Regions from separate parts of the Homo sapiens genome. Here region 2 is linked to region 1. A link is an interaction called in ENCODE POLR2A ChIA-PET data of the cell type or tissue named here. Cell type or tissue: CD4-positive, alpha-beta T cell. All regions are shown on one strand. Each heading gives the region's core, and the rest is flanking DNA. Links, peaks and the distances in the headings are about the cores only.

Region 1 (11,553 bases), core at 1,625-9,624:
TGAAAGAGTTCTGGGCACATCAGGATGATGGTCATTCTTCTCTTGGTTCCTCTTTTTCTTTCTGGAAGGAAGTTTCTCTGTAAATTGTTATTTCTTCATCTGTAAAATATCTTGCTAGTCCCGTGGCAATACCGCCTGTCTACCCCAAGTACCCTTTCTCCTGGACTGCTTGTATCCACTTCCCTGTTACTGCTGTGTTTTCTGCCCAGGGCTGAGGCTGTGCAGTGAATGAATCATCTTTCCCCAACCTTGCTTGACATCAGTATCAATTTTAGAAGGTGAGAGTGCCACATTTTCTTAATCCAGTCTATCATTGATGGACATTTGGGTTGGTTCCAACTGGATTAAGAAAATGTGGCACATATACACCATGGAATACTATGCAGCCATAAAAAAGGATGAGTTCACGTCCTTTGTAGGGACATGGAGGCAGCTGGAAACCATCATTCTCAGCAAACTATTGCAGGGACAGAAAACCAAACACTGCATGTTCTCACTCATAGGTGGGAATTGAACAATGAGAACACTTGGACACAGGAAGGGGAACATCACACACTGGGGCCTGTCAAGTGGGGAGGGATAGCATTAGGAGATATACCTAATGTAAATGACAAGTTAATGGGTGCAGCACACCAACATGGCACATGTATACATATGTAACAAACCTGCACGTTGTGCACATGTACCCTAGAACTTAAAGTATAAGAAAAATAAATAAATACATAAAATTCTTTTCAATAACAATGGAAACAAAATTTTCTAAAATTATGAGATCATATCTGTAAAAATTAATGATGATCTTGTGTAAAATTTCATCTATACATAGTGAATTATACTATTAATATTGATGAAAAAATGTAAACATAAATCTAGTGTCTTATAAGCATGAAAAATGTCCAAGTATTTTCAATGTTGTGTTTCTTTTGTCTTAACAAACATGTCCTACAGTGTTATTTGACTATGTGTGAATTTTATTTTTTCAAGACTGTGTTAATATAATCCTCAAACTATTTTAGAAGCAACTAAATAGTGAATAAAGTGAAGAGTAGAAATGTAATCAGAAAAAAAAAAGAAGGTAAGAGTGCTCACAATTGCCTCAAAAAGAAAATGAGGCTTCTTGAATTTGCACTTCAGCATTCTCTACTCAGTGCACCTGTTTGTGTAATTTGCTCTTTTCTTGTTATCATGATGCATGACTGTATTAGTCAGCTCAGGATGCCACAACAAAATACTGTAGACCAGGTGGCTTAAACAACAGGAATTTATTTCTCACAGTTCTAGAGGCTGGGAAGTCCGAGATCAAGGTGTTGGTAGATTTGGTGTCTGCCAAAGGCCAACGTTCTGGTTCATGGATGGTGCCTTCTTCTCACTGTGTCCTCAAATGGTAGAAGGGGCAAGGGGTCAATCCAGGGCTTCTTTCATTAAGGCACTAATCACTTTCATGAGGCTCTGCCCTCATGCCCTAAGCACCTCCTAAAGGCCCCACCTCCTAATACCATCACCGTGGGGGTTAGGATTTCAGTCTGTGAATTTTGAGGGGACACAAACATTCAGACCATAGCAGACCCTCTTCCTAATCTGCAGGTGGTTGTCTTCCTGCTGTGTCTTCATGTGGCAGAGAGAGCAAACTCTGGGCTCTTTCTTTTCTTTTCTTTTCTTTTCTTTTCTTTTTTTTTTTTTTTTTTGAGATCGAGTCTCGCTCTGTTGCCCAGGCTAGAGTGCAGTGGCGTGGTCTTGGCTCACTGCAACCTCTGCCTCCTGGGTTCAAGCAATTCTCCTGCCTCAACCTCCTGAGTAGCTGGGATTACAGGTGCACAACACCACACCTGGCTAATTTTTTGTATTTTTAGTAGAGACGGGGCTTCACCATGTTGGCCAGGCTGGTCTCGAACTCCTGACCTCGTGATCCGCCCACCTCAGCCTCCCAAAGTGCTGGGATTACAGGCGTGAGCCACCACGCCTAGCCCTGGGCTCTTTCTTTTCTTATAAGAACCCTAATCTCATCATGGGATTAGTGTCCTTATAAGACCCTCATGACCTCATCTAAATCTAATTACCTCCCAAATACATTCAAATACCATCATATTGGAGGTTAGGTCTTTAACATATGAATTTGTCAGGGGACACAGTTCAGTCCATAACATGCCTTTGTTTCCATGTCACCAACACACTCTATCTTCTTGGCCTTAATCCATTTCTTCTGGATGGAATGTCTTCCCAAGCTACTTGGATTTTTCTTCTTCAAAGCTACTCAGAAGTGCCATCCTTTATGAAGCTTTCTTGGACAAATACTTTCTTTAGTTTTCCATCCCTAGCACTTGTACACAACAAAAATAGCTGGAGCATTTGTATATATTTATCATGTTTTGGCTAATACCCACTTGTGTGAGCTCCTTGTTGCTTATTAGATTTTAAACACTGTATGCAAGGATCTGCTCCTCCTTTCCTTGTGACTCTCCCAAATCTCACTGCAAGCTGTTCACCACGTGGTTATAAATGAAATGTTTTTGACCAACAGATTGCTCATTTGGTCTCAGCCTTGGTCAGATTCCAAGGAAAACAAATTAAAATAATACTCCCTTCTTCTTTCGCAGAAAGACAAATTTAAATGATATGGTTATATATAATCATTGTGATAACATGATTACATGATTATATCATTATCTAGAAATCATATAGGTTAAGTATTGAAAGGTGCAGTTATGGAGAGATTTGTCCACAGGCTACAGTAGAACTAGTTAGGCTTGTGCTGTTACACACGAAGGTATCAGTGGGTGTCGGGAGAATTCATGTTGACTCATTCGGGGCACATGTAAATCTGGGCCCTGATGAAGTACTTGTTCATGTTCCACTTCCATATTTTAGGTAATTTAAATTTTGTAGTGCAGCTTTTCCCAGTTGTGTCCTTTGCTGGTCTGGAGATGGCAGTAATCATGAACAAATCCACAACCCTTTGGTTCAGTATCCATCATCTGAATTCCTGGGGTTCCCAGTCCTAAATTGTTGCTTTGAGTTTAGAGGGGATTGTAGGTCATGCCCTCTTTGCTCTTCCCTCATCCCCTCATTTGATTAGGTTTCTGCTCAGGCGATCCTTGTCTTGTGATTGCCCTTGTAGAAGGGAGCAGGTGTCAACCTCTGACCTAAAATTTAGTTGTGATATTGAGGCTGAGGGTGCCACCTGTGCACTAAGAAGGTATAAAAAGATCTGTTACTCACAAATCGAAGCTCTCTGAGGAGAGCTGGGCAGGCTCTCAGGCAGGTTAGAAAATGGCTTGAGAGCCTCAAGGGCAACTGGCTTTGGCTTTTTTTTTTTTTTTTTTTTTTTTGAGACGGAGTCTCACTCTGTCGCCCGGGCTGGAGTGCAGTGGCAACAATCTCGACTCACTGCAACCTCCGCCTCCCGGGTTCAAGCGATTCTCCTGCCTCAGCCTCCTGAGTAGCTGGAATTATAGGCGTGCGCCACCAAGCCCAGGTAATTTTTGTATTTTTAGTAGAGACTGGGTTTCACCGTGTGGGTCAGGCTGGTCTCGATCTCCTGACCTCGTGATCCGCCCGCCTCGGCTTTGGCTTTTATGGTGGTCAGTGGTTTGGGCTGGGGCCAAAGCTTGTGTGGTTTGAGCTTCCCACTGGAGCCAAAGAGGTAGCACATGGCTTTCCTGTCACTTCCCTTGGTGTGAGTCAGGAGGGGAGGTGGCAGGGGAGGAGCTTGAAAACTCAGGGAGGCTTTCCTGACCATAACTTGTGAATACCTGATTTTATATTTAAAATCTATCTAATTACAGTTTCTTCTGCTAGATTGTAAGCTCTTTGATTTGTTCAGCATCCAATTTCCACAGCTGAGAACTGCCCCAGGCAGTCAGAGGCTCTCAGTAGATATTTGCTGAAACAATACAAAGGAGATGAAGGAGTGGCCAGAAAAATGGGAGGAGGTGCCTGAAAGCCAACAGAAGAAATGATTCTAAGAAAGGAGGAATGTGGCTGGGAGCCCTGGCTCACGCCTGTAATCTCAACACTTTGGGAGGCTGAGGTGGGCGGACCACCTGAGGCCAGGAGTTTGAGACCAGCCTGGCCAACGTGGACCCTGTCTCTACTAAAAATACGAAAATTAGCCGGGCATGGTGGCATGTGCCTGTAATCCCAGCTACTGAGGAGGCTGGGGTAGAAGAATCGCTTGAACCCAGGAGGTGGAGGTTGCAGTGAGCTGAGATTACACCACTGCACTCCAGCCTGGGTGACAGAGTGAAACTCCGTATCAAAAAAAAAAAAGAAAGATAATTGTGTCAAATGCTGTCAATGGGTCAAGTTAGATGAGCCCAAGATTCCCCAATGGACTTAACAATATGGATACCATTGGTGACCTCAGTAAGACCAGTTTTGGTCTGGAGTAGTGAGCAGAAAAGCCTTATTGGAATGGGTTCAAGAGAGAATGGAAAGATTGAAGTTAGAGTCAGTTAATATGGACAATTCTTCTAGGTACTATAGCAGTAAAAGGGAGTGGAGGCCGAGTGCAGTGGCTCATGGCTGTAATCTCAGCACTTTGGGAGGCCGAGGCAGGCAGATCACCTGAGGTCAGGAGTTCGAGCCCGGCCAACATGGAGAAACCTCATCTCTGCTAAAAGTACAAAAATTAGCTGCGCGTGGTGGCATGCACCTGTATTCCCAGCTATTCAGGGGGCTGAGGCATGAGAATCGCTTGAGCCCAGGAGGCAGAGGTTGCAGTGAGCAGAGATGGCACCACTGCACTCCAGCCTGGGTGACAGAGCGAGAACCTGTCTCAAAGAAGAAGAAAAAAAAAAAAAGGGACTAGAGAAGTGGAGCCCAGAGAGGGTTTTTATTAATATGATAGCATGTTTATATGTTGACGCTGATGGAAACAGTCCAGTGGAAAGGAAGACGCTGAAGATTCAGGAGGGAAGGAGGAAAATTGCTGGGGCCCTGTCCTGGAGTAAGATCCAGTGCTCGAGTGGAAGGGCCGGTCTGTAAGGGATTTGGTCAGTTTGTTCACAACAACGAGAAAAGGCAGAGTGTGTGAACCCACTGCAGGTAAGAGGGGAGATGTGGTTCACTTCTGGTAGCTCCTAGGAAGCTCTGTGGACATTCATGCCAAGTGACTTGTGGTGGCCTCGGCCCTGCGCCTCCAGAGGTGTCGGCTGCATCAGCACCTGCAGGGGGCGCCCTGTGCACGTCCTGTTCTCACATCCTCTTTACTAAACACGGAGATAGATGGAGCAACCCTCCCGCTGCAAACACAGCTCTTCACAGCTCTGACGTTTTTCTACTATACTGCAAACACATCTGTAATCACATTTAAAAATAAATCCACACAAGAAAAATTCACTGTTTCTTGTATAACAAGTGTAACTGTGACTTCTGAGACAACGCTGAACATTTTCTGAAATCTTGTCAAAAACCACACGGGGGCACTATTCCTTTAAAATACACAGTACGGTATGTCCAATTTTGATGACTGAAACAGTGGCATCTTTGAAGTTCAATTTCCTGAAGTTTATTTTCCTTTTAGAAGAGAGGCTGTTGTGTCACAATAACAAAATATTTTCTGTACTTCATAGATGATTTGAGATATTCCAAACTCCTAGATTTTTTATTTAATCTGGCCCCTGGGCAATCATTCTTTTAGTGTTACAGCCACTTCCTTTGCATTTAAGGCACAATGCATATTTGTCTTATTTCTGCTCTTTCTTATGCTTACAATAGAGGCTGTGAGCTAGCAGCGAGTCCAGTTTGTGCTCATATCTGGAATAAGGTTGTCTGAAGTAGACAGTTTGAGAGAAAATGTCGTTGTCTTTCTTGGTTCTCATTCCACCGTTCCCCAGCTCTCGCCTCTGAAGCTTGAGCTATTACACTTTTTATGACAGGAAAGAAAAAATTAAGTCTTTTGAACAATTTCCTGTTTTCAGGAAAGCTATCAAACTTAATTTACACATATGAAAGAAGAGGTTTCAGAGGTAGTGTAGGATTAGGAGAATAGAATTTGCTCACTGTCTAGCAATAGATAAGCTAGTATTTGCAAATAATTTAGCCAAAATGACAAATTAGTTGAAAGTTAATATCGGGCCTCAGATTTCTGGTTTTGCAAAATTTATTTATTATTTTTATTTTTTTGAGACAGAGTCTCACTCTGTTGCCCAGGCTGGAGTACAGTGGTGTGATCTTGGCTCACTGCAACCCCTGCCTCCCAGGTTCAAGTGATTCTCCTGCCTCAGCCTCCCGAGTACCTGGGATTACAGGCACGTGCCACCACGCCTGGCTAATTTTTGTATTTTTAGTAGAGATGGAGTGTCGCCATGTTGGCCAGGCTGGTCTTGAACTCCTGACCTCAGGTGATCTGCCCACCTTGGCTTCCCAAAGTGCTAGGATTACAGGCGTGAGCCACCACGCCTAGCCCTGGTTTTGCAATATTTAAATGTGTGATGCCCACCATATTGTTGCAAACAATGGCAAGTCCCTAAGGGTGTAGCAGCCTTCCATTGTGTAATGATTTGCTTGTGGGGAAATATACAATGATGCTGTGGATCCCTATCATAGTTGGTATGCTATGTTAGTAAGCAACTATTGGGGCAAGTATTTCTTACTGCTTTGTTTCACAATTCAAAGCCAAAGTAATACATAATCTTTTAGTGCCATTTTTTAGGGCTATCCAATAAGAAAATTACATTGTTGTCTATGCAAAGGCTTTATGGAAGCTACTTAAATATAAAAGAAACAGACAAACAGAAATGATCAAGAGTAGCCATTGTCAGCTAAATAATTACAAAATCAGTCTGCATATATTCATTTTTTAACCACTTTGTATTTTGCTCAATTTACCTTGAACTGGTAAACAATTAGTTCTTTTTTTGAGACAGCTCTGTTGCCCAGGCACAGAGGTACAGTGGCACGCATTCATAGCTCACTGCAACCTTAAACTCCTGGGCTTAGTTTGTCCTTCCATCTCAGCCTCCTGAGTAGCTAGGACTACAGGCACGTGACACCATACCTGGCTAATTTTTATTTGTATTTTTTGTAGAGACAGGTCTCATTATATTACCCAGGCTGGTCTTGACCTCCTGGCCTCAAGCAATCCTCCTCCTTCAGCCTCCCAAAGTGTTGGGCTTGCAGGCGTGAGCCACTGTGCCCAGCCAACACTGGTTCTTAAACTAAACATGTTAGGGTGCTCCTGATATTTTAAGCACTCCTACCACAATCCATTCATTGTGCTTCTTCATCTTAAATGTAAATTGTCACCATGGTAAACAGATATGTGCCTCCAGGACACAGTTCTAATTGATCTGTGCTTTTAGAGTTTCTTGTTTTGACTTTGTGATAACATAAATGTTTTCAATTCGTTGAGTTGTACGCCTAAGTTGTTGTTTTCACACATTGCTTCGGTGGAGGAAAGCTATTTAAAATGTAAGTCCAGAAATTCATATTAAATGCTATTACTGGCTGGGTGTGGTGGCTCACGCCTGTAATCCCAGCACTTTGGTAGGCTGAGGCAGGCGGATCACCTGAGATGAGGAGTTGGAGACCAGCCTGGCCAACATGGTGATACCCTGTCTCTACTTAAAATACAAAAATTAGCTGGGCGTGGTGGCAGGCGCCTGTAATCCCAGCTACTTGGGAGGCTGAGGCAGGAGAATTGCTTGAACCCGGGAGGCAGAGGTTGCAGTGAGCTGAGATCGCGCCATTGCATTCCAGCCGGGGGGACAAGAGTGAGACTTTGTCTGACCAAAAAAAAAAAGCACCTCTCACTTTTACGGTGGCCTTTATCCAGAGCGCATTCTCTTTGTCCAAACTTATTTCAGTTTTATTTTTCTTGGGCCTCCTTGATATGGTTTGGCTCTGTGTCCCCACCCAAATCTCATCTCGAATTGTAATCCCCATAATCCCCACGTGTTGAGGGCAGGGCCTGGTGGGAGGTGATTGGATCATGGGGGCAGTATCCCCCATGCTGTTCTCCTGATAGTGAGTTATCACGAGATCTGATGGTTTTATAAGGGGCTCTTACCCTTTCACTTGTTTGTGCTCGCTCATGCTCTCTCTCTTCCCCCTTCCTTTCTCTCACCCCCTCATGGACCCCCTGCACCTGTCACCATGTAAGACATGCCTCTTCCCCTTCTACCATGATTGTAAGTTTCCTGAGGTTTTCCCAGTCTTGCAGAACTGTGAGTCAATGACACCTCTTTTCTTTATAAATTACCCAGTCTTGGGTATGTCTTTGTAGCAGTGTGAAAACAGACTAATATGTTCCTTAACTTTTCCAAGTGTAAATATTGTCAAACAACCTCAAAACAACCCTAAATTCCTTTACCCTGATCATCTGGGTTTTAATGATTACAGTTTTGAGTCCTGTACATGATCAAGTAGGAGAGTTGTGGCAACAACATTGTAGGTGATGGGGGTGCTGTGGATCCCAGTAGAATATTATGCTTTCTATGATTCTTTGCTTTATGTTATTTCATTAAGGAAAAATCATACCAAGAGTCTAAGTGTAGGAGGTAAACATGCATATTGCATGGAGGACTGAAACAAATGTAGAGATTGCAGGTCATTAAAATAAAGCCCATGCTTTCGTATATGCAAATCAAGCATATTTTAAAAATAGAGATCTGTGACATGCTGGTATCTCTTTGAAAGGAATATTGCACTTCTTGTCCAACTTAAAACCAGGGAATTTTAGAAAAATTGTAGCAATAGGGATTATTCTTGATTACTGCTGATGTTTTTATATTGTGTTTGACTAAATTAGTTGCTTTTTGCAAAGCACTCTGAAGCACTTCGCTTTTATATCATTGGAGACATGGATTGTGTCCTTTGTGAAATAGTTATTGGTTTCACATTCCCTCCACCACTTCTCCTTGATGGCTACGGGCTGAGTATGATTCATCTCTGTCCTTCACTCATGGTATAATGAATGGTGAACAGTAAACAAACAGGGCTTATTTGTAGGAGTGAAATTAAGGGTAGCAGTTTGAGTGGTGTATATTTGGTTGAAGATGATGCAGAGGTGGTTGAAGGGGAGAGATGCAAGTAATAGGCAATAAGCCGATTGCCAAAGAGAGGAGGAGAGAGGTTCTTTGTTTCCCCAAGGCTTACTTGATGAGCTCATGTGCAGTCACTACAACTGTGAAGGAACTTATCTGTAAATGTGCTTTTTAATACAACTTTGGATGCTGGATCAAAATGACATGTTTAAAGATTAGACGCTTATACTTCTTGAATGTATATAGCCTTGACTTTAAATACCTATTCTAGTAGAGAAAATCTTTTCAAGAAGAAGATAAAACGTAAAAAGCCAATGTTCAGCAAGATAAAAGAATAAGCTGTATCCTTTCTTAAGAGTTAGATGTGAGAGTTGAATTAAGAAAGAAAAAAAGAAACATCAAATTACTTTTAGCTTTTCAGTTTTCTTCCTTTCATGTTTAAGATTCAGTGTCTAGTTCCTTGTGAGTTGTCTCCAATTCTGTGAAGTCTAAATCTAATGGTATTTTTATCCTTGATAAAGCATCATTGATTTACATACGTATGAGAAGGGGAAAAAGAGACATTGTTTTATTATTTAGAATGAATGTCAAATATTTATGCAAGTTTTGACAGTATTTTCAAAAGCAAAATATTTTCATATGAAGAGATTTTTCACCATGTTTTCACCAATAGTCTACTGAAATTTTGAGGCAAATCAAATGTTAAGAGATTATGGGTTGATGCAATGAATATGCCTGTTTTTATTGAGTCAAACTTTGGCTGCCAGAAGGGTAACATTACTCCTTATTTGAAGTTTTAACCCTTTGAGTATCTGACCTATAATTTTTTTAAATTTGAAATCATTCTAAAATGGATTATGTGTTTTTCTGCTTGCTTAAATATAAGGTAGAGAATATAGTTTGAAAAAAAATTGTTTTAATGTTTCAGAGTTATGTATTTATTTATTTTGAGATGGAGTCTTGCTGTGTCACCAGGCTGGAGCGCAGTGATGCAATCTCTGCTCACTGCAACCTCCGCCTCCCGGGTTCAAGCGATTCCCCTGCCTCGGCCTCCAGAATAGCTGGGACTACAGGCGCTCGCCACCACACCTGGTGTGGTGTATTTTAGTAGAAACGGGGTTTCACCACGTTGGCCAGGATGGTCTCAATCTCCTGACCTCGTGATCCACCCGCCTCAGCCTCCCAAAGTGCTGGGATTACAGGTGTGAACCACCGCACCCAGCTAGAGTTATTTTTTTCTTCAGTCTCTGTGCTAGTAGTTTCCGAGTTATTTTAAGCGTTGATTTTGGGGATAAGCCTTGAATGCAGGTGGAGGATATTAAATATTTACATTTATGTAAAGCACAATTTAGGTGCCCGAGGTTAGGTTTTTGCCTGCTTCCAGCAGTGTTTCAGACAAGGGAATGCCTTGTGCTTTCCTTTCCCCGGCTTCCTCCTCTGGGTGTGCTCTCAATTCTAACCCCGTTACCAGCATCGCCACCTGTTAATTATCACTGTTGGTTATGCTCTTCAACTTCAGTCTTTCCCTGTCCTCTGAGAACTTCTCCTTTGGCTTCATGGCACCAAAGTACATCCCATTCTGAAATCAAAAGAATAGTAAACACAAAAACCTACTAACTCCCCACAATTTCCTTCTCAAACTACTGCTGGATCTTTCTTTTCTTTCTTTATCATCAGACATCACAAAAGAGAAATCTTCTACCCATTTCCTTTATTTCCTCACGTCCAATTCACTTCTCAGACAGGAGCACCTGGCTTCTTGCCCCCTCACCCTATACTGAAATGCTCTCTGAAGCATCATCACAACTTCATTGCCAAATTGGAAGCCTTTAGAGAATGGCACTTATCCAGTTCTCACCCAGGAGCCATTAATGGGAGAAATCCTGGAAGAATAGGGGAAGAATGCCACCCACCATCTTGATCCCATCAAAACCCAAATGGACATAGAAATGCCTGATAGCCTCTTTCAATTAAACTGTCATGGCCCCAGCATCTCAAATCGATGCTGTTGGGTACTTCTTAGTCTGCAAAGGCTCTCCTTTCCCTAAAGGGTAGAGCCCACAATAAACAGGACTGGACCAGGATCTCTAGGTTCCAGAGACATTGATTTGGGAATGTACACATAGGCTGCAGGGTGAAAATCCTGGAAGTGGAGGCATAGAAACACAGTGGTTTTTCCTTGAGTTTTTAAGAGCTTCATCTGCTTCTGGGCCTTCTTTGCCCTCTCACTCTCATTCTGACTGCCTCTCAATCTAAAGATTCCTCTTCCTCTTTTGGCAACCATAGGTACAGCTGACTTGCCCATATACCCACTGCACAGTCCTCCTGCCTGTCTCAGTTGTGTGAGTTGTTTGACATTTCCAGAATAATTAATAAAAGAAAGAGAAAACTAATTTCATTGAGGAGCACCTCTGTCCCTGAGCCTTTGTATAAATGTATATACACAATTATGTGTATGCACACACACATTTGGTGGTCATCTTAACTCTGTTCAGTCCACTTGCCATTTAACCTCTTTTAACCTTTATTTCCATTTTTTGGGGAGATATCATCTTTCTTGTTATCAGAA
Region 2 (11,553 bases), core at 1,713-9,712, 190 kb after region 1:
ATTTACTTTGGCAGCCACACCATTCTGTCTACCTCAGCTGAAGAGAATATCCCATCATACAAGGGCAAAGGTGTTCCCTGTGGCCATGCTTTGAAAACAGCTCAGCGTTGCCCTTCTCTTGGGCTGCACCAAGGGCATGGTATCACCGAGTGGGTAACTGTTCGCTGCCCGGGACTTCTGCTGATTAGGAGCTCTCTGCATCCATAGCCCATGCTGCAGGCCACATATTGCATAGTAAGGAGCTGACTACACTTGAACCTTTAAATTTATGAAAAATTGGCATAGCTGGTTTGCATAATTCATTGGGTTGCTTCTTTTTGCATTTCTTGTATGATTTTTAAAAATTGTTTTCCCTGATACTGAGTTTCTATCACTCTGATCTACTCAGCTGTGTTATTTCCTAAACAGCTAAAGAGAAAAATTGTCACAGATATACAGGCTGTGAAATTCTTCCTAGATGAAAATAAGCCACATATGTCAGTATTCATTCAGAAGCAGAAATTTGCTTTTCTCTGTGTTTTTTGAAAGCCTAAAAGCAGTTTCAAGTCATCTTCCAACCTGTATCTGTCTTTTAGCAGTGCAAAAGCAGTTTCCTAGAAATGACTGAGGCTTATACCATGTGCTGATATATACAAATTCTATCCATTCATTGGCAAAGAGAAGTGCTTTATTAAACTTATGGCAATTAAATGTGCCACTAATTATGTCTACAACCGTGACAATGTAACAAGTAGAACGGCCAAGTAGATATAAACCTCATTCAAATAACATTCTGCCATAGGTGCTGCTTACCCTCCTTGGGCTTTGCAATCCTGGCTGTGAATGTCAGGACCCATCCGGCCTAGGTATCCTTGGAAGGTTTTTCAGTTTGGCACTTTAAGAAACAGCAAGAAAATGATTTGTTGAGACTAATCAAACCCATATTATAGAATGAGACCCATGTAATCAAATTTTATGGTTCACATAAATAAAATGATATAAACAACCAACTCCAAGTCACATAAAATGTAGAACTTGCAGCACACTTTAGCCTGGAATGGCGGAAAGACTGGTCCTTTGTTCTGGTGCTGCCTCGTTTCCTCTTTCTTCCTCCTGTGCCATCTGAGTCTGTGGATGTCCTTTGGGGTGTAGCTGTCCTTGTCTCACTCAAGTCAGCACCTCGATGCCTCTATTTATGTCAAAGCATCATGGACAGTTCTGAGATTCTATATTTGTAACTGTTGAACTTTTACATGAGTTGGGGAGGGGCTTTTGATTGCAAGAGACAAGGAATTCCCTTGGGTTACTTTAGTGGAAAAGGGGATTTATTGTAAGCATATATGTTGACAGAAACTCTAGGCAGTAGCTGCTTTCCTTGGCACTCATGGCCATATGATCTCTTTCTTCCATTGTGCCTCTGCTTCTCTTTTTTTTTGTTTTATTTTCGTCCCTCTACAGATAACATTCTTTGGCTTACTCGTAACTTCCCCTTCCTTGTAAGTTCAGTTTTCACACATCTCTCCAAGCCTCCTTCCAAATCCAGAACTTTATGCTGCAGCTTCAAACGTTAACTGGCTCAGTCTCTTTATTTTTCTGAATTAAAGTCCCAGTGTGACATAGATTATTATGGATTTTAATACTTATCTCTCCCACCACACTTTATGCTTCTTGAGCATAAGATGTCTGTTTTCCTTGCCACTGTATACCCACAGTGCCTAGAAGAAAATAGGGACTGAGTATTTTATGAATGAATAAAATATGCAAAATAATCTGAAATCTACTAATAACTGTTCTTGGTTGGGGGGAATTTTCTACATGAGTTGAACTGGCTAAGTCTTCTCAAACATGAGTCCATTTGGACTGAAGTCATCTTATTCTTTTCCTAGTCTTGTTCCAAGAACCCCAAATGGCTTTCCAATTTAAGGCCAAAATTTTCCATAAAAATTGATGTGATGAAACATTTAAATAGTAAATGTTGGGAGAGAGATTGTTTCCATGGTGACTTCTGCTTCAGGAGTCCTTGTTCTAAGCACAGAAGAGAATGACTGAACTGAGACACCACTAACTTCACATCATCCAGTTGCCATTAACCTAATTTCAGCCAGCTTTATCAGTGCCGATGGCAGTGACCCTGTCTTTGATTCATTCCTGGGAGGTTCTTATTTTGGTAAAATGAGTTCATAAAAGCAGATGAAGGTGGTGGGAAAGGTCAATCCTACTATTGAAAGTTGAGATGTGAGCCGGGTGTGGTGACTCACGTCTGTAATCCCAGCACTTTGGGAGGCCGAGGCAGGAGGATCGCTGGAGCCCAGGAGTTTGAGACCAGCCTGGGCAACATGGTGAGATCTCATCTCTACAAAAAGTTAAAAAAGTTAGCCAGGCACAGTGGTGCATGCCTGTGGTCCCAGCTACTCAGGAAGCCGAGGTGGGAGGATCGCTAGAGCCCAGGTGTTCCAGGCTGCAGTGAGTTGTGTTTGCTCCAGTGCACCCTGGCCTGGGCCACAGAGCAACACTGTCTCAAAGAAAAAGAAAGAAAGAAAGAAAGTTGAGATGTGCTAACACTTACCTGTGGAATGACTTTTCTCTTTGTGTGGTGCCAAAGTTTTCTGGTTTCCCTCTGAAGAGTATATGTCTGGGGTATATCCTGTCTGTGTTCCCAGCCACACTGCAATGACAGGGGGGCCACCCTGCTCCTCTGGAACAGAACAACTTCCTGAGTACAGACCAGATGTTGAACAATGGCCTTACTGTCCGAAACGTGGACAGCAGATACTTCTTTTGTGACCCCCTGCTTTCCCTAACTAAACACCCCTTGTTCTTTTTTAACCATTTCACAAAATGATCTTGTGGTAGCAGAAACCACTGCCATGTGGTTTTCTGTTATTAATCCTAAACTTTCTTTCCTTATTGTTTTATCATAAAACAGATAATGTTATTTTCACAAGCATTCTGAAAATTACCTAAGTAAATGTTATTCCCTTCAACATAGTTACCTTAGGAGAAAAAATGTTTATTCCATTGATGTGGTCATTGCCCAAAACATGTCTAGAACTCCCTTCTCAGTGCCACAAACTTGCTTCTCTCATATTCCAAAGTGTGTAGAGTGCAGCTCTATAGGAATACATGGCTAAAGATGTGAATACACGTGGGTTTTTGTCATATTTTACCTGTAACACATTTACACTTACTTCATCTTTTTCTTTCTAAATAATGAAAAATCCGGCTGGGCGCTGTGGCTCATGCCTGTAATCCCAGCACTTTGGGAGCCAAGGCAGGTGGATCACTAGGTCAAGAGTTCAAGACCAGCCTGGCCAAGATGGTGAAACCCCATCTCTTCTAAAAAAAATACAAAAAAATTAGCTGGACGCAGTGGCAGGCGCCTGTAATCCCAGCTACTTGGGAGGCTGAGGCAGGAGAATTGCTTGAACTCAGTGGACAGAGGTTGCATTGAGCCGAGATCGTGCCATTGCATTTCAGCCTGGGCAACAGAATGAGACTCCGTCTTAAAAAAAAAAAAAAAAAAAAAAAAAAAAGATCCAAATATTGAATGAACACTTTCATTTTTATATTAATGTCTACATTCGTTCATGGATAACTGTGTAACTCTTCACTTGACCCTAACTTTAGAAACTGCCCATATAGCACCTCAAATTTGATTTTAGCTAATAGCTATTAAAAATGCTATTATCTGTGTTAAGTGGAATTTTAGGTTTCATTGCCTAAAACCTAAAATGGAAGTAAAGTGGATTTTCTTGTCATCTACAGGAAATGTTTGATGTTATATTGGATGAAAATCAGCTTGAGGATGCATGTGAACATCTAGGGGAGTACCTGGAGGCGTACTGGCGTGCCACCCACACAACCAGTAGCACACCCATGACCCCGCTGCTGGGAAGGAATTTGGGCTCCACGGCACTCTCACCATATCCCACAGCAATTTCTGGGTTACAGGTATTGTCACTTTTTCACTCATGCTTTTTACAACCTTACATGTAAAATTCTATGGGAACTTGATTAGGATGGAGACTGGAGTCATCCTTAATCTGAAGAGGGAACACTATGTGCACATTATATTTAAAAATCTTAAATATTATCTAATTATGATCTATCCTAGAGAAAACTACCCAGAGACTGACAATTTCCTGAGAATTATGCTGTCTGTGAATTTACAGTGGATTTTACTTAGGTAAATTAACTCCTCCTATGTCTAAACTCTGCTGGCAAACGTAATGCCTACTCAATGCACCTGCCCATTACTTTTTTTTAGAGACATAGTCTCACTCTGTTGTTCAGGCTGGAATGCAGTGATATGATCATAGCTCACTACAGCCTCAAATTCCTGGACTCATGGGCTTATGCAGTCCTGCTGCCTCAGCCTCCCAAATAGCTGGGACTACAGGCACATACCACACACATGGATAATTAAAAAAAAAAAATTGTAGAGACAGTGTCAGTGTCTCACTTTGTTGCCCAGGATGATCTCAAACTCCTGGCTTCAAGCAATCTTCCTGCCTTGGCCTCCCAAAATGTTGAAATTACCATCATGAGCCACCACTCCTGGCCCCTCCATTACTTCTTAATGCCACTTCTTAAGGATTACACAATAGCTAAGTAAGATATATAGGTGCAGATAGGCCTTTCAGCTGCCCTTAATTAATCCTGCCGCACCCAGGTTGCTAGGCCTGCTCTCTACCTTGCACAAGACAATGTGGATATAAGTAGAGCTGCTCTGTTCAGAAACAGTAACTGATCCCTGAGTTTTCTTGGGGCTGTGCAGGTGCCCACCTTTGTAAGTGGCTGTGGCACGTGTCCTTTAGGGAAGCTGGTGACGAACACAGGATCAAGAGGTTCTCCCTTCTGCTGTTCTGGTATTGCACTCAGAGGTAGAGATAGGGAACCAGAGACCTTATGGTACAAAATGAGCCTGCCTTTCTACATCAATTATTATTTACCATTCATCAAGTAGCTGCTGGAATGTGGCCAAACCCGCAGCAAACTGAGGAACATGTAGTCAATTGAGCCCTCTTGTATCATGATGAGTTTTGTTTTAATGGATTATAATGATAGTCTTAATTGTCGATCATACAGAGTTAACTCTGAGATAAATGGCACTCTCTGAAATGCTATTATAGCTGTATTACTCTGTTACAAAATTGCATCTTTGTAAGCAGAAAAACTGTCATGCAAATGAATAGCTTTTGAAACTAGAAATGAACATGAAAAATGTACTGTGGTAATGTACAGCACATACGCATGCATTAGGACTATTTCATGCCTTGTTTCACTTCCCATGGGCTGATCTGAGTGTACATTACTATTGACTAGTGTGGATTGGCTCTGAATTGTACATTACAGAATGAGAAATAGATGCATGAAGCAATACACTTCTGTAATGTACGTAGAAATGCAATGTTGCACTTTTATATTGAATACAACAATCTTGACTCATCACTGCTAAGACATCCACCTAGAGTGGTTCTCCCTGTTTCACTAATGAGTTAATGTGTTGCCCTTTATTCTGTGGCCTATTTCTTCTCCCAGTAACAATTGACACTTCATTGTGAGGCACCTGAGGTTAAAGGCACAGTCTGTGACCTGTCAAATGAATTTCCTTCTGCCTGAATCTGAGTGTACTTTAGATGAGATGTGTCTGGGCCCATGGTTTCAGCAGGATCCTGTGCCTTAACTGATGTGACCTACCTAAACCAGTAGACACAAGTAGATAAATGTTTTCTCATAGTGGAGAAAAATGTTGAATAACATTTTCTGAGCCTTCAAATAAGTATCTTAAGATGCTAATTTCAATTAATGGTATTAGAGGAATTTCGTTTATATTGGAAGATTATTTTGCAGGACATTTTAGTTGAGGAAGCAAGATTTATAAATGTATCAATTAGCTGGCTTCATAATTATTGTATACACCCTTGGAAAGATTATTACATTTATGTAGGATGCAGAAACACTTTATTTTATGAACAGCACAAATAATAATTTTATTAAAATGTTTTTAAAAGGTATAAGGAATATTCAGTTAGATCAAGGTGAGGTGTGTTACTTTAGAAGGAGAAAGATTATATCAATTCAAGAGAGAAATAATAAATGCTATTCTGAACTTTATTTCCCAATAGTAAAATAATTTTCATTTTTGCAATAGAAATGGAATTATTAGAACTTCCTAAATATATTAAGTTCCATTTAACAGTTAGCTTTCAATTCTACATTTGTAATAGGAAGCATAGTCATTCAGCACTGTGGAATTAAACTCATAAACTATCAACACTCTGGCATCTTTTCATGTTGTGTCCCAAATAAATAAGACCAGATATTCTAAGCAGATCATTGGTGCATCAGGATGCCTTATTAAGTCAGATATTTAGCATCTTATTGTACAGATCCTATGATTTTACATACATTTACATGTTTAGATGAATGAAGCTGACATTATTTAATCAATGAACTATCTGATATTTTTAGAGTCAGCGAATGAGGCACAGCAACCACTCCACAGAGAACTCTCCAATTGAAAGACGAAGTCTAATGACCTCTGATGAAAATTATCACAATGAAAGGGCTCGGAAGAGTAGGAACCGCTTGTCTTCCAGTTCTCAGCATAGCCGAGATCATTACCCTCTTGTGGAAGAAGATTACCCTGACTCATACCAGGACACTTACAAACCCCATAGGAACCGAGGATCACCTGGGGGATATAGCCATGACTCCCGACATAGGCTTTGAGTCTAATGAAACAAAAAATATTCATCTGTTGACAATTTGCCATAGCAGTGCTAGGATAAACCAATCATCTTAACTTGGCTAACATAGCACAGTATTTACTGTGCTAATGGGCTGCTGTCATTTTATGCTAAGTAAGGGGCAAAAAAAAAAATTACATTATGCCCTTGAGTCTAGATGGATATTAGATGCCCGATCATATAGATATTTTTAAGTGCAACATTTACATGATAACAGTACATTTTGTTTTCTTCATAGATTTAGACACATCAATTTGTAATTTAGGGTACTTACAAGGCACATATAAAATAATTTCCCATGCTGGAAATTCCAAATGACCAGTTCCAGTTGGAACCAATTTATAAACCAATTCCTGTTGGAATTTGGGTGAATTGACTAGAAAGTCTACTTGAGCATGTTGTAATCAACTGAAAAATCTGGGGGGAAAAAAAAAAAACTAATAAGAAAATCGAAATACCAATAGAAGCCAAATCCAGCTTTGGTATTTATTTGCTGGAAGCTAAATTTACACTTAAAGTTGGAGTGTATAAACATTTTAATATATGTTAATGTTGCCAGAATGACTTTTCAGACTTACCAAATGTATTGATAGTGCCAAAAAAAAAATCTCAGAAATCTTAATGCAGAAATTATATAGTCTCCTCAGATTTTAATATTTTTATTTCTTTCCTGGCACAGCTGTTGTATTCAAAGTGTTTTGCTTTTTGTTTGGTCAGTACTGTTAGCTCATTTGAAGTTGGCAAAAACAAATACAAACAAGCAAAAAACCTCAAATTTTTTTCAGCAGTGAGAGAGAATAGTAAAGAGAGGCCCAAGCATAGCTGGTTATGTGAAATATAAAATGGGGTGTTGTTCTCCCTTTAATCAATCTGAGCACAACTACATACATCCAGGAATCTGAAGTCAGATAGTAAGGATGTGGTACCAATCCTCCCGAGTGCAATGCTAAACACTTCCAGGTGGGAATTCATCTATTTCACTTAACACAAACGCAGGGTCTGTATTTCCTGCCAACAAGATTGAGTATCTTTCCATTGCTTCTCTCAGTCTCTGTCTTTGAATATCTGAATGTTCTGGCCCTTCAACAAATTCTTTAAATCATGCTAAGGAATTTCGTTTTATGTGGACACACTCAACTTTGATATTCAGGAGATGTTTTTACAAAATGACTAATTGAAAAAAGTTGAAACAAATGATTTTAAAAGCTTGCAGTAAAAAATAAACTCATAGATTCAGCAAATATTTGTTGACTAAAATTATAGCATTTTTAATGCAGAAAATTATAAAGAATTTGGAGATTGAGCTGCCTTATTTCTAATGAACACTCCTCTTCATCTTATTAAGTCTTCACAGTTTTTCCAGTGGCTATAATTATGGAATTGGTGACCTATGTTTTATATTATCAAGGAAGCCTTAGATTCACTCTGATCTAAGAAATTATTGAAATTGACCCTTTTTACACAAATGTCTTTAAAAAAAAAAACTTATTTCTAAATGTCCATAGTGCATGCATTTTCTAAAACCCCAATAAGTCCAGCCATAAAAGTTCTTTTCTGCTAGTACATGTCATGAAGCCTATTTTTGAAAATAATGATAATTAATTTTATAGTATCTTCTTTTCTCCCCAAGCCTTTCAGTATTCAGGCACTCAAAGCATGCACCAGTTCAGTAATCTTCTTGACCATGGAAATAAGTTCCACATTACTGATGAGTTATATATATATCTTGAACCCCATTACAACCTCACCACATCCCCCTGCATTTATGTTCAGTGTTTGTACCCCATTATGAACCTGTTTAGCTGATAATGAGGATACCTATAATTCTGTAAGTCATTTCAAATATTTGATACAATTAAAAAATATGGGCTTAGTAAATTTTAAAAGTTAACATGTGATACTGGCTTGTGAGATTCTTCTGTCATCTAGTGAAGCTTATAAAACTTTCAGTTAAGACATTTTAAAAGAGTTATATCCATTAGGCACTTTAATAAACATATAACCTGCCATTACTGAATACTTTGTTAGAACACAGAAGAGCATCTTCCAGCAAACAAAAATATATTTATTACATGTACAGCACATACTTGCATGAGAAAGAAAACATTAGCCAAAACATTTTTCTATATGCTTTACTGGTTTCTTGTTTATGCGCATTAAAGTATTTAATTGCAAAGAGTGCACCAAGGTGTACAAATTTAGACTAGACAGCTGTTCAGCTTTTTCTGTAGTAGCATTAGCAGTTTGGTCATTTAACTACTTTAAGATACTTACATTTTATGGCAGGTAGCTGTAACAGCATTTAAATATATTTCCTAGTCATCAAGATTACCATCTTCTTTCAACTTTTTAAAAGTCACTTGTTTTTAAAGGTTTTTCAAAGCCTTGTTTTTAGTCTTCCATGTCATGCCGATAAAGAGAGTCTCATTCAATATCTGTGCACAAAACCAATCTATCAATTACCATCAGATGTCCATACCTGTTTTGCTTTGCATTCTTATTCAAAAGCTGACAATCTTGGAAAGGGTATAATGTATATTTTATTGATGGATATATTTAAATGTTTACTTTAATTTGGAATATTCTTTCCCCTTCTTTCTGTAATAAGTTTATCTTCCTCAAATAAGGGGATATACATCTTATTTTTTTTAAAGACTTAAGAGTTTATTGTGTAAATGATACTTAAAATCTAGATATATACTAAATGAAAAGTTTTATTTTTGCCAAGCACACCAAGCACCTTTGAAAAATACATACTCCATACTTTGTTTTTAATTAATTTCATTTAAAGATAGCAAATGATTATAAGCAAGAGAAACAAGTCTTTTACTGTTTTGAGGCTGTTTTAACTTACAGTATAAGCCACATACTAGAATTCTGTAATTTCAGTCACAGACATATAATAATGTGGACTCATGTGACAATGTGGAAATGTAGTTCTGGAAAAAAACGAATGCAATTTGTCAATCCTGATGTTAATTCTCAAGGGTATAATGTCACTCTAATATTATAACCAACAACATTATCTTGTTTAATATTTAAAGCAACACTTAGAAATGTTTATAAATGATGATTCTCTCTTATCTTTATACAGTTCTATTGGAGAGAAGGTTGAAATTGTTCACAATTTAGATGATGGTCTTTCCTAATAAGAGTCTTAATTTTGTGACTATATAAGTCATTGCAGTTAGTCTTTAATGAAATGAATTTTATTAATGTAAAACAAATTCTGAGACAATTATTTGTTTCCTTTAAATAATCTGCTATTTAATTATTATTGTCGTTGTTTGCAAAATGTATTTTTGGAATGTTAACCTCTTTTCATACCTGCATACTTGAACTTGTCTTTTGTGTGGGGGCCTTAAAATTCATAATAGGAAGTGGAGGCAGTGAAAGGAAGTAAGAAAAGGAAATTATGCTAAAAGATGGTTTGCAAATTTAAATTCTTTAAATGAACATATCACAAAATGTTGTTAAGACCCAGGATGTCCGTTAAGAATGTGTCTTGGCAACCTTAATTTGCATGTTAGTATATATTTTCTTAGTTACACAGTTTTATTTTGGTATTTGCTTAAAAAATGTAATACCATTGTAGAAATTACCCTATGTACTGATATATTTACTACCTCTTCTCTAGAGAAGACAATCTGTCTTTAAAGGGAAAAACACTGGTCAATAAGTAGTGATCAAAATTATCACTATTCTGGCTAACCTTGCTGCAAAGCTAAATACATAGATTATTAAAATATGCCTTCCCTTTAGATTTTAAACTGTTTCCAAAATGCTGTTTGGCACCCTTTCATTTCTTCCACGTTAGTGAAGTTTTCTTTGAATTGGTTCACAGTTTATCATGAGGCAAGGTTAATTTAACAAATAAGTCATCATAGGGAACAAAACAAACTGCAAGGGAATTGCCTTTGTGTGCAACTTGTTATAATATCTAGTTCTAAGTCTAAAGGAGTAAAAGTCCAAAGACTTTATGTTTAAGAGCAGCTGGTTTGCAAATTCACATTTTGTTGGTCCTTGACTTCCACAGAGCATGACTTAGCCATTTACTGGGTAAGGATATGCATAATCTTGGACTCCCATGTAATTGGAATAAACTTCATATCAATGTTTCAAATAAATGCTATGTACCCCTTATTCCTTTTACATTTCTGCCTTTGTCTTTTATGACAATGTTGCATGTTGTGTTTTTTTAAATTATATAAAACTCATCCTTGAATGACTGTATGAATGAAAAATTTATAGGAAATTATGTAATAAAATCTGTTTTATTAGTTTCTCATACCTTTAAATACTGTCAATACTATAACTGTTAGTAAGTTACTTACTCAAGCTGTGTCTATGGGGCAGAGAACAGTCCTCTTCTTTAAAATAATCATGATCAAACCAGTCAAGTCAATCCAATTAGCTGTTAGACAGACAATAAGGATAACCTTCTTTTTGACTTAAGCAGTCAAGTTAGTCAAAATAGAAAAATTGGCTTATATGGGCACCCAGAACTACAGCATTCAAAAATTACTTTTAAAAGTTTCTTCTTTTATTAAAATGGACTTTCTTAAATAAAATACATCCTCTGATAGCAGCTATCTCTTTTTACTTGTAATGATTAATTCTAAATGCTTCATGTAATTGAGGGACATTATGAGAAGACTAGAAAGTATCTCATCAGATAATCCTAAGGGCTGTAACTTCTACTTGCCATAAACAAAGTATAATTAAGAGTGAGTAGCAATTGGTTTGGGGAGTCGTAGTTATATATGAAACTTTCTTTTGTTTCTCATGATGTATGTAAAATGTTTGCAGAAGGATGGTAGAA

Evidence for each region. ChIA-PET counts read pairs that join two places held together with the same protein. Peaks named below come from ENCODE experiments on the same cell type or tissue, not always from the same donor. Only the 100,000 strongest peaks of a DNase experiment are listed, where the experiment ranks them.
Region 2: POLR2A ChIA-PET joins it to region 1 with 11 read pairs; 4 of 35 experiments call an interaction of 5 or more read pairs at or near these places.

The regions. Positions count from the first base shown.
Region 1 is chr2:152,019,626-152,031,178 of GRCh38, reverse strand. All of the region lies in intron 2 of CACNB4 (calcium voltage-gated channel auxiliary subunit beta 4), which reads left to right. Among named protein-coding and RNA genes, the nearest start is that of CACNB4, 74 kb to the left of the region's middle. RefSeq lists an enhancer at 4,979-5,048. In CD4-positive, alpha-beta T cell, for the core only: CTCF peaks have their summits at 5,080 and 5,293; a DNase peak (open chromatin) is centred at 5,168; H3K4me3 peaks cover 371 bases.
Region 2 is chr2:151,834,280-151,845,832 of GRCh38, reverse strand. CACNB4 (calcium voltage-gated channel auxiliary subunit beta 4) reads left to right here. Exons shown (of 14, transcript NM_000726.5): 13 at 3,745-3,930; 14 at 6,454-11,553. The coding sequence ends at 6,714. Among named protein-coding and RNA genes, the nearest start is that of ARL5A, 12 kb to the right of the region's middle. In CD4-positive, alpha-beta T cell, for the core only: no CTCF peak of the experiment used is centred there; a DNase peak (open chromatin) is centred at 5,342.